Linked DNA regions of Homo sapiens: region 1 is linked to region 2. Evidence: read pairs that join two places in POLR2A ChIA-PET (ENCODE). Cell type or tissue: PC-9. All regions are shown on one strand.

Region 1 (8,000 bases), 490 kb after region 2:
CCATGTCACCTCAAAATGTCAAGAAGATACTAGCTGCAGCTATCAAGGCGGCATGCCAGCCCAGCCGCCAGAAAGGAAAGGAGAAAAGAGAAAGGGCAACCTTCCTCCTTTTAAGGATATTTCTGGAAAATAGCACATAATTCTTTAAGTTGTATTCCATTGTCCAGAGTTTAGTTACACAAATAGTTATAAAGGAGGCTGAGAAATGTTCTTTTTCTTCTGTACAGACATATGCCCAGCTAAAAAATACGCAGTCTATTATTCAAGAGAAAAGGTAGAATGGATATCAAAGGACAAATTAGCAGGATTTCCACTGGTAGGTTAAAGATCAGCATATAACTTTTAAATCTCCCAAAACTTTACTAATAGCCTACTCTTGGCTTTACCAATAACACAACCAATCAGTTAGGCACGTATTTTGTATATGTGTTATATATATTCTTACAATAAAGTAAGCTAGAGAAAAGAAAATATTAAGGAAACCAGCCTGGGCGTGGTGGCTCACACCTGTAATCCCAGCATTTTGGGAGGCCAAGGCAGGTAGATTGCTTGAGGTCAGGAGTTTGAGACCAGCCTGGCCAGCATGTTGAAACCCTGTCTCTACTAAAAATACAAAAAATTAGCTGGGCGTGGTGTTGCACATCTGTAGTCCTAGTTACTCAGGAGGCTAAGGCAGGAGAATCACTAGAACCCAGGAGGCAGAGGTTGCAGTGAGCTGAGATTGCGCCACTGCACTCCAGCCTGGGAGACAGAGTGAGACTCTGTCTCAAAAGAAAAAAAAGTAAACCATCAGGAGGAAAAAATATATTTACTATTCATTAAGTGGAAGTGGATCATCATAAAGGTCTTCATCCTCATCCTTATGTTGAGTAGGCTGAGGAGGAGGAAGAGGCAGGGTTGGTCTTGCTGTCTCAGGGGTGGCAGAGATGGAAGAAATTTTGCATATACATGAACCCACACAGTTTAAACTTGGATTGCTGAGGGTTAATTGTATAGAATAAAAAGCAGCAGCACACATTATCCCTTTTTACAATTTGTTTAGTTGCTTGCTTATACTTACCTATCCAAATCAGAAGGGAGTGGAAATTTTGGCCTATATAGTATTTTGATTCTCTTGGAACTATTTTAAAAGCTTTAGTTGAATGTTATTTATTCTAATATAATGAGTTCTAGAGGTAATAACTGTTTTGTCACAGTTTTAGTTCACACTAAGTTGTATTAAAAAGCATTATAATTTCCTTCCTTCCTTCTTCCCTCCCTCCCTCCCTTCCTTCCTTCCTTCCTTTCTCTGTTACCAAGGCTGGAGTACAGTGGCATGATCTCAGCTCATTGTATCGTCTGCCTCCCAGATTCAAGTCATTCTCCTGCCTCAGCCTCCCAAGTAGCTGGGATTACAGGCGTGCACCACCATGCCCAGTTAATCTTTGTATTTTTAGTAGAGACAGGGTTTCACCATGTTGGCAAGGCTGGTCTCAAACTCCTGACCTCAGGTAAACCTCCCACCTCAGCCTCCCAAAGTGCTGGGATTAGAGGCGTGAACCACTGCACCTGGCCTAAAAAGCAGTATAATTTCTTATGTGTTCTCGACTATTCTTAAAATAGCCAGTTAACTATATATATAGATTAGCAGATTAAAGCTTCCAGAAAAGATTTCCATGACACATAGAAAAGATATTTAAGGCTGGGTGCAGTGGCTCACGCCTGTAATCCCAGAGCTTTGGGAGGCTATGATGGGAGGATTGCTTGAGGCCAGGAGTTCAAGACCAGCCTGGGCAACATGGTGAAACCCCATCTCTACCAAAAATACAAAAATTAACTGGGCGTGGTGTGGCACATTTGTAGTCCTAACTACTGGGGAGGCTGAGGCAAGAGGTTCACTTGAGCTCAGAAATTGAGGCTGCGGTGAGCCAAGATCGTGCCACTGCAGTCTAGCCTGGGCAACAGAGCAAGGCCTCAACTCTTAAAAAAGAAAAAGAAATAAAAAAGGTATTTAAATCCTGCTGGCCGACCGTGGTGGCCGATGCCTGTAATCCCAGCACTTTGGGAGGCTGAGGCAGGCAGAACACATGGGGTCAGGAGTTTGAGACCAGACTAGCCAACATGGTGAAACCCCATCTCTACTAAAAATACAAAAATTAGCCGGGCGTGGTGGTGTGTGCCTGTAGCGCCAGCTGCTCGGGAGGCTGAGGTGAGAGAATTGCTTGAACCCGAAAGGTGGAGGCTGCAGTGACGTGAGCTGAGCTGAGAGTGCACCACTGTATTCTAGCCTGGGCCACTGAAGGAGACTCTGTCTCAAAAAAAAAAAAAAAAAAAAAAAAAAAAAAAAAAAAAAAAGGAGCCTTCATGTGTAGAGATTGAAGCTTTATTATTTTCTAGTTGTACCTTTTCAATCAAGCCATTTAAACTTTCTGAGTTTCAGTTTATTCATCTTAAGGACACATGGCTAATGCCTACCTCAAAAATTAGTTTCAGGATTCAATGAAAAAAACATGAAAAAGCCTGTACTGTGCCTAAAACTCAGTAGAGTTATTTTCATTTGAATATGGTAATTAGGGTCAGTAGATGTTATTTGCATTTGAATACAGTAATTATTATCTTTAATATCTTCTACCTTCATCTGTACTTGTTTTTGATACCTCTGAGCCCAAAGTTACCTAACCATTTAGTGAACAAAATGGTTCTCTAACTCTCACTCTCACTAACGTTGTCAACCAGTGGAACCTTTTTAATTTTTATTATTTGATCCCACGAGGGGAAGTGGGTAGCAGGAGGCTAAGTAGTTCAGTTGACAAGGGACAGAGTTAACCAGTGACGGGAGAAATTGAGAAGTACAGAGAAGGCATAGCACCCAAATGCGAGTGGCAAAAGTAGGATTTGAACTCACATTCTGACTCTAGAGCCCACACTCTTAGTCACTAGGTTTTATTGCCCGTTTTAACCGAGGAGGCAGTGCTTTGGCCACAGTAGGAGAGATTTGTACTAGGAGAGTTTGAGAGAGTGAAATAGGATGATCCAGGTTCCACAGGAACACTCACCTAGGAATTTATTCAGGAAGCTGTTATTATTTATGTTATTTTTATTTATTTATTTTTGAGGTGGAGCCTCGCTCTGTCTCCCAGGCTGGAGTGCAATGGCACGATCTTGGCTCACCACAACTTCCGCCTCCCATGTTCAAGGGATTCTCTTGCCTCAGCTTCCCACATAGCTGGGACTATAGGCACATGCCACCATGCCCGGCTAATTTTTGTATTTTTAGTTGAGATGAGGTTTTACCATGTTGGCCAGGCTGTTCTCGAACTCCTGACCTTGTGATCCACCCACCTTGGCCTCCCAAAGTGCTGGGATTACAGGCGTGAGCCACCGCACCTGGTCTATTATTTATGTTGAAGTAGACTTTGGGTGCTTTGTACCAGGTAGCTTGGATTTTCTCCTGCCAGTGCCTCCTTGTCTTTATTTTTGAATGGTAATCTGTTAGGGTCATAGTGTTACTGGAAAGGGGTTAGGATCCAGACCCCAAGGGAGGGTTCTTGGATCTCGCGCCAAGGCGAGTCCATAGAGTAAAGTGAAAGCAAATTAGGCCAAATGCGGTGTCTCACACCTGTAATCCCAGCACTTTGGGTGGCCAACCCGGGTGGGTCACCTGAAGTCAGGAGTTCAAGACCAGCCTGGCCAATGTGGTGAAACTCCATCTCTACCAAAAATACAAAAATTAGCCTGGCATGGTGGTGGGCCCCTGTAACCCCAGCTACTCAGGAGGCTGAGGCAGGAGAATTGCTTAAACCTGGGAGGCAGAGGTTGCAGTGAGTCGAGATTGCATCATTGCACTCCAGCCTGGGCGACAAGAGCGAGACTTCATCTCAAAAAAAAAAAAAAAAAGCAAGTTTATTAGGAAAGTAAAGGAATAAAGAATGGCTACTCCATAGAGCAGCTGGTTGCCCATTTTTATGGTTATTTCTTGATTATATGCTAAACAAGAGGTGGATGCCTTCCCTTTTTAGACCATATAGGGTAACTTCCTGATGTTACCGTGGCATTTGTAAACTGTCATGGCGCTGGTGGGAGTGTAGCAGTGAGGACAACCAGAGGTCACTCTCGTGGCCATCTTGGTTCTGGCGGGTTTTGGCCGGCTTCTTTACTGCAAGCTGTTGTATCAGCAAGATCTTTATGACCTGTATCTTGTGCTGACCTGTCTCATCCTGTGACTTAGAATGCCTTCAACATCTGGGAATGCAGCTCAGTAGGTTTCAGCCTTATTTTACCCAGCTCCTATTTAAGATGGAGTTGCTCTGGTTCAAACACCTCTGACAATAGAATTCTATTGCAGAGTTGAATTGCATGGAGAGGATTAAAAATATTCAGTTTCTCATTCTTTGTAAGATTAATACTTGCAAATCAAGCATTAGTCAGTTAACTAAATGCTTACTATTAGCCATTTTATTTTTATTTAGATATACTAAGAACTGCCTTTTTATTCCTAAAATCTTGAATTTTCTAAACTTGCTTTTGATAGTTAAACTATAGTTTTACTAATTTAACCTTAAACTATCTCTAAGAGTTGAACTTTCTATTCAAGGAAAGATACCTTTCAGAAGCATTCAATGTCTGCTTTTCATAAGATTGACTTGATTAGATGTTAGAAAAAAAGATAAGAGTGCTAAGTACAGTTTCATCTTACCTTTTAAGGAAATGTGTGTGATTTATAATTTGTAAAAGAGACAGTGATTTATGTTAAAATATTGATTCTCTCCCAAGCTGCTGTTCTTGAGCAGTTCATTTAATCCTTCTCAGCTTCACTGTTTCTTGTTTTTAGAAAGGACTGTTGCAGTATTAAATGAGATGATTTATTTAAAGGTAACCGTCACTCAAAAGGCAACATTTGTTATTAGAAATTTGGGTTTAGAATTGCCCATAAGAGATTTTGGATTAATCTTAAATATTTGTTTCCTTGCTTGATTTCCTCCTCTGCTGTTGCTTTTGCCTTTCTGTTTTGCTTGCTTTTTATCTCAATTCCTTTCCCTCTCGTTTATCTTTTATCTTGTGAGAAAAGCAATTGTTCACTGATTTGCAAGATCCTGTCCAGGACCTGACTATCAGCTGCTTTCAGAGTCTAAAGATGAGACAAAAATGAAAACAGACTGGCTGCAATGTCTGATATAATTCCTTTTCGATGTCATCATCTCAGCCCTGCCTGAAAAAAAAATCCAAGAAGATATGAAAGCCCAAGGAGTAAAGCATTAAACCATGCAAAAATACCAACACCGGAGAGAAAACAAGTATCTATGACTCTGTGGGAAGGGTGTGAATGACAGGTGTTGTCAGCTTATTTTGACAGCCTTTGGTAGCTTTTCTGCATCTTTATTAAACTCATCTTAGCTACCAGTTTTTCAGGACTTAATCTTTTTTTTGTCAGTTTCTTTAGGTGTATGGGATAGATGCTTTCTTTCATTCGGTGGCTTTTCTTTAGAATACACATGGGGTCTCCTTCACTCTCAGTTGTTTCGGCAAATGCAGAGCTTGATCACAACGTTAGCCGTAAATACCTTTTCAAGGGTCGACTTATTTTAAAAAATAGACTCTTATGTTGTTTATTTTATTACGGTAAAAAATATATAAAATTTATCATCTTAACCATTTTAAGTGTACAGTTTAGTAGTGTTAAATATATTTAGATTGTTGTAAACTAGTTCTCCAAAACTTTATCTTCCCAAACTGAAATTCTTTTTTTAATGTATTTTTTTAATTATTATTATACTTTAAGTTCTAGGGTACATGTGCACAACGTGCAGGTTTGTTACATGTGTATACGTGTGCCATGTTGGTGTGCTGCACCCGTTAACTTGTCACTTACATTAGGTATGTCTCCTAATGCTATCCCTCCCCGCTCCCACCACCCCACGACAGGCCCCCGTGTGTGATGTTCCCCACCCTGTGTCCAAGTGTTCTCATTGTTCAATTCCCACCTATGAGTGAGAACATGCAATGCCCAAACTGAAATTCTATACCTATTAAAAAATAACTTCCTGCTTTTAAAAAAAAGTTTTATAAGAACTCCTTTTCCCCCATCCCTAGTACCTGGCAACCACCATTACAGTTTCTGTTTCTATGAATTTGACTACTTTAGATGTTTTGTGTAAGTGGAATCATATTGCATTGTGACTTTTTGTGACTGCCTTATTTCACATAGCATAATTTTCTCAAAGTTCATTCATGTTGTAGTATGTGACAGGGTTTTCTTCCTTTTGAAGGCTGCGTAGTATTCCATTGTCTGTGTAGACCACTTTGTGTTTTTTTCTATTCATCTGATGGTTGACCTTTGAGTTGCTTCCACCTCTTGACTATTGTGAATAGTGCTGCTATGAACATGAGTGTGCAAATATTTCTTCAAGACTTTGCTTTCAATTATTTTAGAGATATACCCAGAAGTAGAATTACTGGATCATATGATATTTCTAATTTTTTTAAGGTATGTCCATACTCTTCCATAGGGGTTATATACCATTTTACAATCCTACCAACGATGCATAAACGTTCCAGTTTTTTCAAATCCTTGTCTACACTTATTATTTGCTGGTTTTTTGGTAGTAGCTACACTAGTGGGAGTGAGGTGATACCTCATTGTGATTTTGATTTGCATTTTTCTCGTTGATGAAGCTTCTTTTCACATGCTTATTGGCTATTTGTATACCATGTTTGGAGAAATGTCTGTTTATGTCCTTTGCCCGTTTTTAAATCAGATTATTTGATTTATATTTGGTTGTTTTAGGAGTTCTTTATATATTCTAGATATTATATACCCTTATCAGATAAATAATTTGCAAATATATTCTCCCATTCTGTGGGTTGCCATTTTACTGTTTTGATTGTGTACTTTGTTTTGTTTGTTTGAGACACAGCCTCCCTCTGTCGCTCAGGCTGGAGTGCAGTGGTGTGATCTCAGCTCATTGCAACCTCCACCTCCTGGGTTCAAGTGATTCTCGTGCCTCAGCCGCCTGAGTAGCTGGGACTAGAGGTGCATGCCACCACACCTGGCTAATTTTGGTATTTTTAGTAGAGATGGGGTTTCACCATGTTGGCCGGACTGGTCTCGAACTCCTGACCTCAAGTGATCCGCCCGCCTCGGCCTCCCAAAGTGCTGGGATTACAGACATGAGCCACCGTGCCCGGCCCTTGATTGTGTACTTTGAACAAATGTTTTAAGTTGTGAAATTTTGATGTGTACCATTTGTCTATTTGGTTTTTTGTATTTTTTTTTTTGTTTTTTGTTTTTTGTAATCTGTGCTCTTGGTATCATATCCAAGAAACCATTGCCAAATCCAAAGTTATGAAGCTTGTCATCTATTTTTTCTTCTACAAATTTTATAGTTTGGAGTAATAGACATTTTTTCTCTCTTTATTTGACTTTAATTTTTAGAGCAGTATTAGGTTCAATGAAAAAATAAGCAGAAAGTAGAGTTCCCAATACCTCCCCCACCGACACACGGGCAACCTCTCCCACTATCAATATCCTGCACCTGAGTACATCTGTTATATTCGACAAACCTACATTGACACGTCATTATCACCGAGAGTCCATAATTTGCATTAGAATTCACTCTTGGTATATGTTCTGTACATTTTGACAAATTATAATGACATGTATCTTACCACACAGTATTATACAGAGCAGTTTTACTGCCATGAAAATCCTTTGTGCTCTTCTATTCTTCCCAGGCTGGAGTGCAGTGGTGCGATGACAGCTCACTGCAGCCTCAAATGCCTGGGCTCAAGTGATCCTCCCACCTCTGCCTCCCAAGTAGCTAGGATTGCAGGCATGTGCCACAAGCCTGGCTAATTTTTAAAAATTTTTTGTAAAGATGACCTCTTCATCTATTGCCCAGGCTGGTCTCAAACTCCTAACCTCACACTAACGCCTGCTTTGGCCTCCCAAAGCTCTGGGATTATAGGTGTGAGCCACCACACCTGGCCACTCAAGAGGTTAACTTTTAATCCAGAAATTTTGA
Region 2 (8,000 bases):
CGGTTCAAGCCGTCAGGAAGATAGCTAATTCACCCCTCCTCTGCCCTCATGCTATTATACTACCCTCAACGGACCCTCAATGGATCAGATCATATCCACCCACGTTAGGGAGGGCCGTCTGCTTTACTAACTTTACAGTTCAAACGTAAACTGTTTCTCTTCTGGAAACACCCCCACAGACACAGCCAGGAATCCTGTTTAACCAGGTACCTGAGCATCCTGTGATCCAGTCAAGCTGACAAACATGAACTATCACAGAGGTAATACAGTAGTCCCCCCTTATCCATGGAGAATGGATTCCAAGACACCCCTCATCCCACCGTGGATGCCTGAGACCACGGAGAGTACCGACCCCTACAGACACTATGTTTTTTCCTGTACAGTAATGGGTGGGTAGCATCCACTGTGTGGATCTGCTGGACAAAGGGATAATTCACAGCCTGAGCAGGGTGATGTAGGATGGCTTGAGATTCTATCATGCCACTCAGAACAAGACACAATGTTAAACTTATGAATTGTTTATTTCTGGATTTTTTCATTTGATATTTTCATTCTGTGGTTGACCATGAGTAACTAAAACTGGGAAAAGTGAAACCCGTAGACAAGGGAGGACATTGCTAACTGGTTCAGCAGCCTTCAGGCGTCTCTTCTAGTAAGGTCACTAATCCCATCATGAGGGCCTTATCCTCAAGACTCCCTCTAACCCTAATTACCTCTAAAAGGCCCCATCGCCAAATACCGTTGCCCTGGGGGTTAGGACATCAGCATATGAATTGGGGAAGGCCCGAACACTCCACCGATAACAGTAACATGGTTTACATACAAAAATCAATTATATTTCTATGTAATGGTAATGAACAATTCGAATCTAATTTTTAAAGTACCATTTACAAGTACAAAAACGCTTAGGTATAAATCTAATAAAATATGGTTAGTATGTATATTCTGAAAACCCAAAACAATGATGAAAGAAATTAACTAAGACCTAAAAATGTGGATAAATACACCATATTCTTGGATTGGAAGACAATATTGTTAAGATGTCAATTCTCTACAAATTGATCTGTAGAGTCAAGTTGTTCATAATAGATATCTCAGGGCATTTTTTTGTAGATATCAACAATCTGATTTCAAGATTAATATTTTTAAAAATGCACTAGAAAAACCAAAAGATTTTTGAAAGAAAGGAACAAAGTTGGAGCACTCACACTATCTGATTTCAAGTCTTACTATAAAACTACAATAATCAAGAAGGTGCAGTATTGGCAAAAGAATACATATATAGATCAATGGAATAGAGCAGAGTCTAGAAATAGATCCACACAAGTGTAGTCAACTGATTTGTGAAAGGGGTGCAAAGGCAATTCAATGGAGAATTGTCTTTTCAACAAATGGTGCTGGAAAATTGGACATCACATGCAAAAAGAAGAAAGAGGAGAACAGCCTCTATTCTACTTTATACTTTGTACAAAATTTAATTCAAAATGGACCATAGAACTAAATAGAAAACCTAAAATTATAAAACTTCTAGAATCAAATATCCTAAAAAGTCTTTGTGACCCTGGGTTGTGCTTCTGAGATATAAGAGCAAAAGCATCAAGGATGATACATTGGCTTTATTAAAACTAAAGTATTTTTCTTGTCAAAAGACACTGTTAAGAGATGGAAAAGACAAGTCACAGGCTGAAAAAAAAATTTTCAAAACATGTATACAACAAGGAACTTGTATCTAGGATACCTAAAGAACCCTCAAATCTGAACAATAATAAAAACAAACAACCCAATTAAAAATAAACAAAAGATTTGAATAGACACTTTATCAAAGAAGTAGAGTAATTTTTACTGTTTGTAAATTTTTTAGTTTAAAAATTTAAGAGATATAGTTAAACCATAACTTGAATAACATGTTATAGTTAAGAATGAATGTACTACCAAATAAGAAAGGATGAAATCATTGCATTAAGAATCCAACTCAAAAAAAATTTTTAAACCACTAAATTATGCCCAAGAAAAGTAGAGAGAAAAGAGAAAGAGAAAAAAATAATGAAAGAAAACATAAATACACAATATAGATTAAGAAAGCCATGAATTGTTCCTTTTTTTTTTTTTTTTTTTTTTTTTTTTTGAGACAGAGTCTCTTCTGTCACCCAGGCTGGAGTGCAGTGGTGCAATCTCAGCTTACTGCAACTTGACCTTCCAGACTCAGGTAATCCTCTGGCCTCAGCCTCCCGAGTGGCTGGGACTCTAGGTGCACACCACCACACCCAGCTAATTTTTTTTCTTTTTGTATTATTTGTAGAGATGGGGTTTCACCATGTTGCCCAGGACTCCAGGTGCACACCACCACTCCCAGCTAATTTTTTTTTTTTGGTATTATTTGTAGAGATGGGGTTTCACCATGTTGCCCAAGCTGGTTTCAAACTCTTGGGCTCAAGCGATTCACACCCCTTCAGCCTCCCAAAGTGCTGGGATTCTAGACTGAGCCACCATGCCCAGCCATAAGTTGGTACTTTAAAACAAACAATAAAATGGAATATTCCCTGAGGAGAATGACTGGTCAAAGAGCAACTTAAATGCACAAATAAGCAATGCCAGAAATGAAATAGAGGGATGTGCTATAGATGTGGTAGCATTACAAATAACAGTTAAAAAAAGCTTATGAACTAGTCTTACCGCAATAAACTAAAAAATATTGATCAAATGGACAATTTTTTTAGAAGCCTGACACTAGATTAAATTAAAAGTCTGAACCATCCTATTACCATGAAAAAAAAAATCAAAAACTTTTCCACCTAGAAAACTCTAGGTCCTAATATCTTCAACAGTGACAATGACCAAACACTAAAGAAAGAAACAATGCTAATAGTTCATAACTCTATAGAGAATAAGAAAGAAAAACCTCTCTATTTTACCTGGATACCAAAACCTGAAAAGGACATTACAGGAAAGAAAAATTATAGGCTAATCTCATGCACGAACATAGATGCAAAACTCCTAAGCAAAATGTTAACACGAAATCCAGCTTGGTCAGGTGCTGTGGCTCACACCTGTAATCCTAGCACTTTGGGAGGCTGAGGCTGGTGGATTGCCTGAGCTCAGGAGTTTGTGAACACCCTGGGCAAGATAGTGAAACCTCATTTCTACTAAAATACAAAAAAATTACCTGGGTGTGGTAGTGGGCACCTGTAGTTCTAGCTCCTTGGGAGGCTGAGGCAAGAGAATTGCTTGAGTCTGGGAGGCAGAGGTTGCAGTGCGTGCCATTGCACTCCAGCCTGGGCAACAGAGCAAGACTCTTCTCAAAAAAAAAAAAAGGAAAAGAAAGATATCCAGCTTTATAGTAAATGGGCATACAACACAACTAGGATGGTTTTATTCCCATAATACAAATGTAATTTAGCACTCAAAAATCAAAGTAATTCACCATATTGACAGGATAAAGGAGAATGTTTGCATGTGATAAATCATTGGCTTTAGAATTTTATTGTGTGCACCTATCTATATATGTGTTATATTTCACACTTTTAAAATATTAATATAATAAAGGCATTTAAGGCAGACTAGGCTACCCTGAAATTCACATGCTTTTTATAATTAGACATTCTGAACAATGTATTAGGTTGGTGCAAAAGTAATTGCGGTTTTTGCCATTACTTTTAATACAATTTGTAAAACTTAATTGTGTGGCTGAGCTTGCAAGGAAGAGAAATCGTGAGGTTCTAGAAAGAGTAGAAACTGAGAACATAGTAGAAGCACCCGATGCGGATTTTGGAGCAGCCACCCCAGGGGTTGGGAGTTGCAGAGCCAGGACAAGTGACAAGGGCTTGAGTGTTACTGCCTGTGTGTGGGATAGTGTGTGTGGGAGATTAAGAGCTGAACTTTAGACATTTTAAGCCACAGATGCATGTGAGACATTGAAGTCAAGCAGTGAGTTTGTTGTTAAACATCTGAAGTGCAAGGAAAAAAAATATATATATATGTAAGCTTGGGAATCTGGCCCACTGGTTGGGTTTAAAAACTGTCTTCAGGGGATCTTGAATTCCTGTGGCACTCTGTGCTTTCCTCTATGGTTGCACTCTCCCTATGAATTTTCTTTTTGTATACTGTCTTTCTAGACTTAAAGCAGGGACTGTTTCTGGATCCTTGTTTTGGAGGCCAAGAAAAACAAATGAAATAAAAAAAAAAACAACTCCATCAACATGATTATTGAACTCCTGGTGATTTTGTCAAGCAGCAGGAAGCCAAGCACGGATTTAGTCAGGTAACAGACATGCTGGAAAAGCAAGTGAGCCTGGAAAGGAGGACAGAATGTACTGGAAAAGGGAGAGATGGGCTTCCAAGGAGCCACCTCGAAGCTACAGAGGCAGGAGTGGACATTGAGAACAGAGAGCCTCCAGAGAAGAGCAGGTTGGTGTTCTTGGGTCCAAGACCATTCTCCTCCTTTCAGGGTCTGACATGTGGTTCTCAGGAAGTATAGTGTGGTTGAAGGATTGGTTAGGAAAGTCCCTCCACGTCCTACCACCTCCACCCTGGCACTGTGTGCCCGTGGGGCTATGATGGGAACAACCCACACCCTAAAATAGGATCCAAATTCCTTCCTCTTTTGTCATCAAAGCTGCATCTACTTTGCTCAAGCAAGTCAGGGAATCTCTGTGTCTTGAGTCCATAAATCTGCTTTCAAATTCCTCCAGCCACCTCTCCCTGGGTCTGTGAAAGGTCATTCAGAGTCTCTCCTTTGAGAGGGGAGAAACCACCCAGCAGATGAAAGGAACATCACTATATTCAAAGCTCGTGTGCATGCCAGGTGCTTGCTGCAAGAGCTGTTCCTGACTCACCTTGCTTTCTGAATGGCATTTCACTTCTTTGCCAATTCCTTGGAATCCCTCAATTGCCACACCTGGCAAATAAAAAATCAAAGTAATTCACCATAATATGCATCTGCAGGTGGGGCAGTGAGTAGAAGGTCGGGGGAGGAAGAGTGTGGTGGGCACAAGGTTTATAGTCCAGGGGGTGCTTGTTGACTGACTGGTCTTGATCCTCATAGAGGCCAAGGCTCTACCAGAAACTGAGGTCCTAACCTGAAAGGAGAATCAGGAAGATCAGTGAGCTACATGCTGCTTTTAAATAGCCTGAATATAGCTGGAGGAGGAATGGTTATAATGTTTCCTAAAATGAAAGAAAGGTGGGTGCCAAATAATTGTACAGAGAATACGCTGCAGACTATAGCATGAAGACAACCTCAGCATAGGGGAAAAAAAGACCGGGAGGAAATTGACCAAGATATTGTAACTGTAATAGGTTCATCGCCCCATGTGCAGCAAGTCAATATGCTGAGACACTGGGTTGCAGCAGAGAAAGAGGTTTCATCCTGGGGCTGCTGAACAAGGAGATGGGAGGAAACCTCACATGTATCATTCCAAGGAGTTTGGGGCTAGGGATTTTAAAGGTTTTGGAGTGGGCTGAAGTGTGGAGATCGTCGACTGGTCAAACGGTGCAGGGTGAAGTCATGGGACAGGGAGTTGAAGAAATTGCATTCTCATGCTGATTTGGTTCCACCGTGGGGGTTTTCAGACTGGTTGTCCTCAGCTGTTCTGCTGGAATTCAGAATCTGAAAAACAACCTAAGCAATTCTTAAAAGCTTTATGATTATAACATTGGAGAGCCTACCTATAAGAACAATGAGGATGCAAATGGTCGGTGTCTAGTGCTACACGACTTTCCATTACAAGGAACTGAGCCAAAGCACAGCCTGATTCATGCTTCATTATAATTCTATTCCTGTCCAAAATGCTTGTTAACCCCGTGAGGACTGCTTCAGTATCACACTGTATTTTACAAATAATCTATATAATGTGCATGCCTATCCTATTTTCTAAATAAGTCTCAAATGTGTATGCCTATGCTATGTATACACTGAAAAATACCAACACACTTTCTGGAAAGAATAATACAGATTTTTAAAAATGTTCATTTTTGTGGGTACATAGTAGGTGTACATATTCCTGGGGTACCTGAGATGTTTTGATACAGGCATGCAACGTGTAATAATCACATCATGGAGAATGGGGTATCCATCTCCTCAAGCATTTATCCTTTGTGTTACAAACAATCCAACTGTCTTGTTTTAATTACTTTTAAATGTCCAGTTAAATTATTACTGACTTTAGCCCCCCATTGTGCTATCAAATACTAGGTCTTATTCATTCTTTCATTTTTTCGGTACCTATTAACCATCCCTACTTCCCCACCAACCCCCTGGGTTACTTTCTTATCTTGTACCCTAATTTGGCTGACTGAGCTGGCCCCTTTTAAACAACGGTAACAGCAACAGCAACTACTTCTTCATGAATTCAGTGTTTACCTATGTTGGGCATGATGTTCACTGAGTAACTACTGTGGAGGCTGCTGGTGACCTGGGTGGGAGCTGTCTCCCAAAAAGGGGGTAGAAGCCTGACTGCATTGGGCTGTTGAGTGAGAAGGGGCAAAGGAATGAAGCACGTGAGAGCAAACGTGTTCAAGATGTTTGGTTGTATGGGGGCTGTCATCGAAGTGGCTGTTAGGATGTTGTATTAGTTTGCTAGGGCTGCCATAGGAAAATACCACACACTAGGTGGCTTAAACAACAGAAATGTATTTTCTCACAGCTCTGGAGGCTGGAAGTCCAAGATCAACGTGTTGGCAGGTTTGGTTTCCTCTGCAGTCTCTCTCCATAGCCTGTGGATGGCCACCTTCTCGCTACATCTTCATCAAGCTTTCCTCTGTGCATCCACATCCTTGCTTTCTTTCTGTGTGCCCAAATTCTTCCTCTCATAAAGACGTCATCTAAATTGAAGTTGGGCCCACCTAATAGACTTATTTTAACTCAGTCACCTTGTTTAAAAGACCCTATCTTCAAATTCAGTCACATTCTGAGGTACTAGGGTTTAGGGATTTAGTATATGAACTTTGGGAGGAAGGAATGGGTGCAATCCAACCTGTAGGTCCAGAACTTTTCTTTTCTTTTAATATGCAAGTGCCAAGCATTTTTATATGTAGTGGAAGAGAGCTTAGAGAAAGAGAGGTCACTTAATAGAGGAAAAGCCCTGAGGCTGGGGCAGGGATGGGAAGGAGAACCCAGGGGAAAGGGAGCCCTGGGCAGGAGGAGGGAGGCATCTGCCGCAGTAACCAAGGGTGGAGGCAGTCGCTTTCTCTGCAATATTGAGGGTGCAGACACAGTCGGTTTATCTGCAATGCTGGGGTGCAGGAGCAGTCGGTTTCTCTGCAGTGCTGGGGCTGCAGGTGCAGTTGGTTTCTTTGCAATGCTGAGGGTACGGGCACTGTCAGTTTCTCTGCAGTGCTAGGGGTGCAGGCGCAGCAGGTTTCTCTGCAGTGCTGGGGGTGCAGACTGCATTTGGTTTCTCTGCAGCTCTGGGGGTGCAGGAGCAGTCGGTTTCTCTGCAGTGCTGGGGGTGTAGATTGCATTTGGTTTCTCTGCAGCTCTGGGGGTGCAGGAGTAGTTGGTTTCTCTGCAGTGCTGGGGGTGTAGATTGCGGTTTGTTTCTCTAACATGCTGGGGGTGCAGGCACAGTCGGTTTCTCTGCAGTGCTGGGGCTGCAGGTGCAGTTGGTTTCTCTGCAATGCTGAGGGTACAGGCACTGTCAGTTTCTCTGCAGTGCTGGGGGTGCAGGCGCAGCCGGTTTCTCTGCAGTGCTGGGGGTGCAGATTGCATTTGGTTTCTCTGCAGCTCTGGGGGTGCAGGAGCAGTCGGTTTCTCTGCAGTGCTGAGGGTACAGGCGCTGTCAGTTTCTCTGCAGTGCTGGGGGTGTAGATTGCAGTCGGTTTCTCTGTAGCTCTGGGGGTGCAGGAGCAGTCAGTTTCTCTGCAGTGCTGGGGGTGTAGATTGCAGTTGGTTTCTCTGCAGTGTTGGGGGTGCAGGTGCTGTCAGTTTCTCTGAAGTGCTGGGGGTGTAGATTGCAGTTGGTTTCTCTGCAGTGTTGGGGGTGCAGGTGCTGTCAGTTTCTCTG

What was found. Peaks named below come from ENCODE experiments on the same cell type or tissue, not always from the same donor. Only the 100,000 strongest peaks of a DNase experiment are listed, where the experiment ranks them.
Region 1: POLR2A ChIA-PET joins it to region 2 with 5 read pairs; 1 of 35 experiments calls an interaction of 5 or more read pairs at or near these places.

Annotation. Positions count from the first base shown.
Region 1 is chr1:61,962,828-61,970,827 of GRCh38, forward strand. The region is part of intron 27 of PATJ (PATJ crumbs cell polarity complex component); the gene reads left to right. Among named protein-coding and RNA genes, the nearest start is that of MIR3116-1, 110 kb to the right of the region's middle. In PC-9, no CTCF peak of the experiment used is centred here; no DNase peak of the experiment used is centred here; H3K27ac peaks cover 1,015 bases.
Region 2 is chr1:61,476,835-61,484,834 of GRCh38, forward strand. No RefSeq gene overlaps it. Among named protein-coding and RNA genes, the nearest start is that of NFIA-AS1, 230 kb to the left of the region's middle. RefSeq lists enhancers at 470-984, 4,267-5,466. In PC-9, no CTCF peak of the experiment used is centred here; a DNase peak (open chromatin) is centred at 4,717; H3K27ac peaks cover 3,284 bases.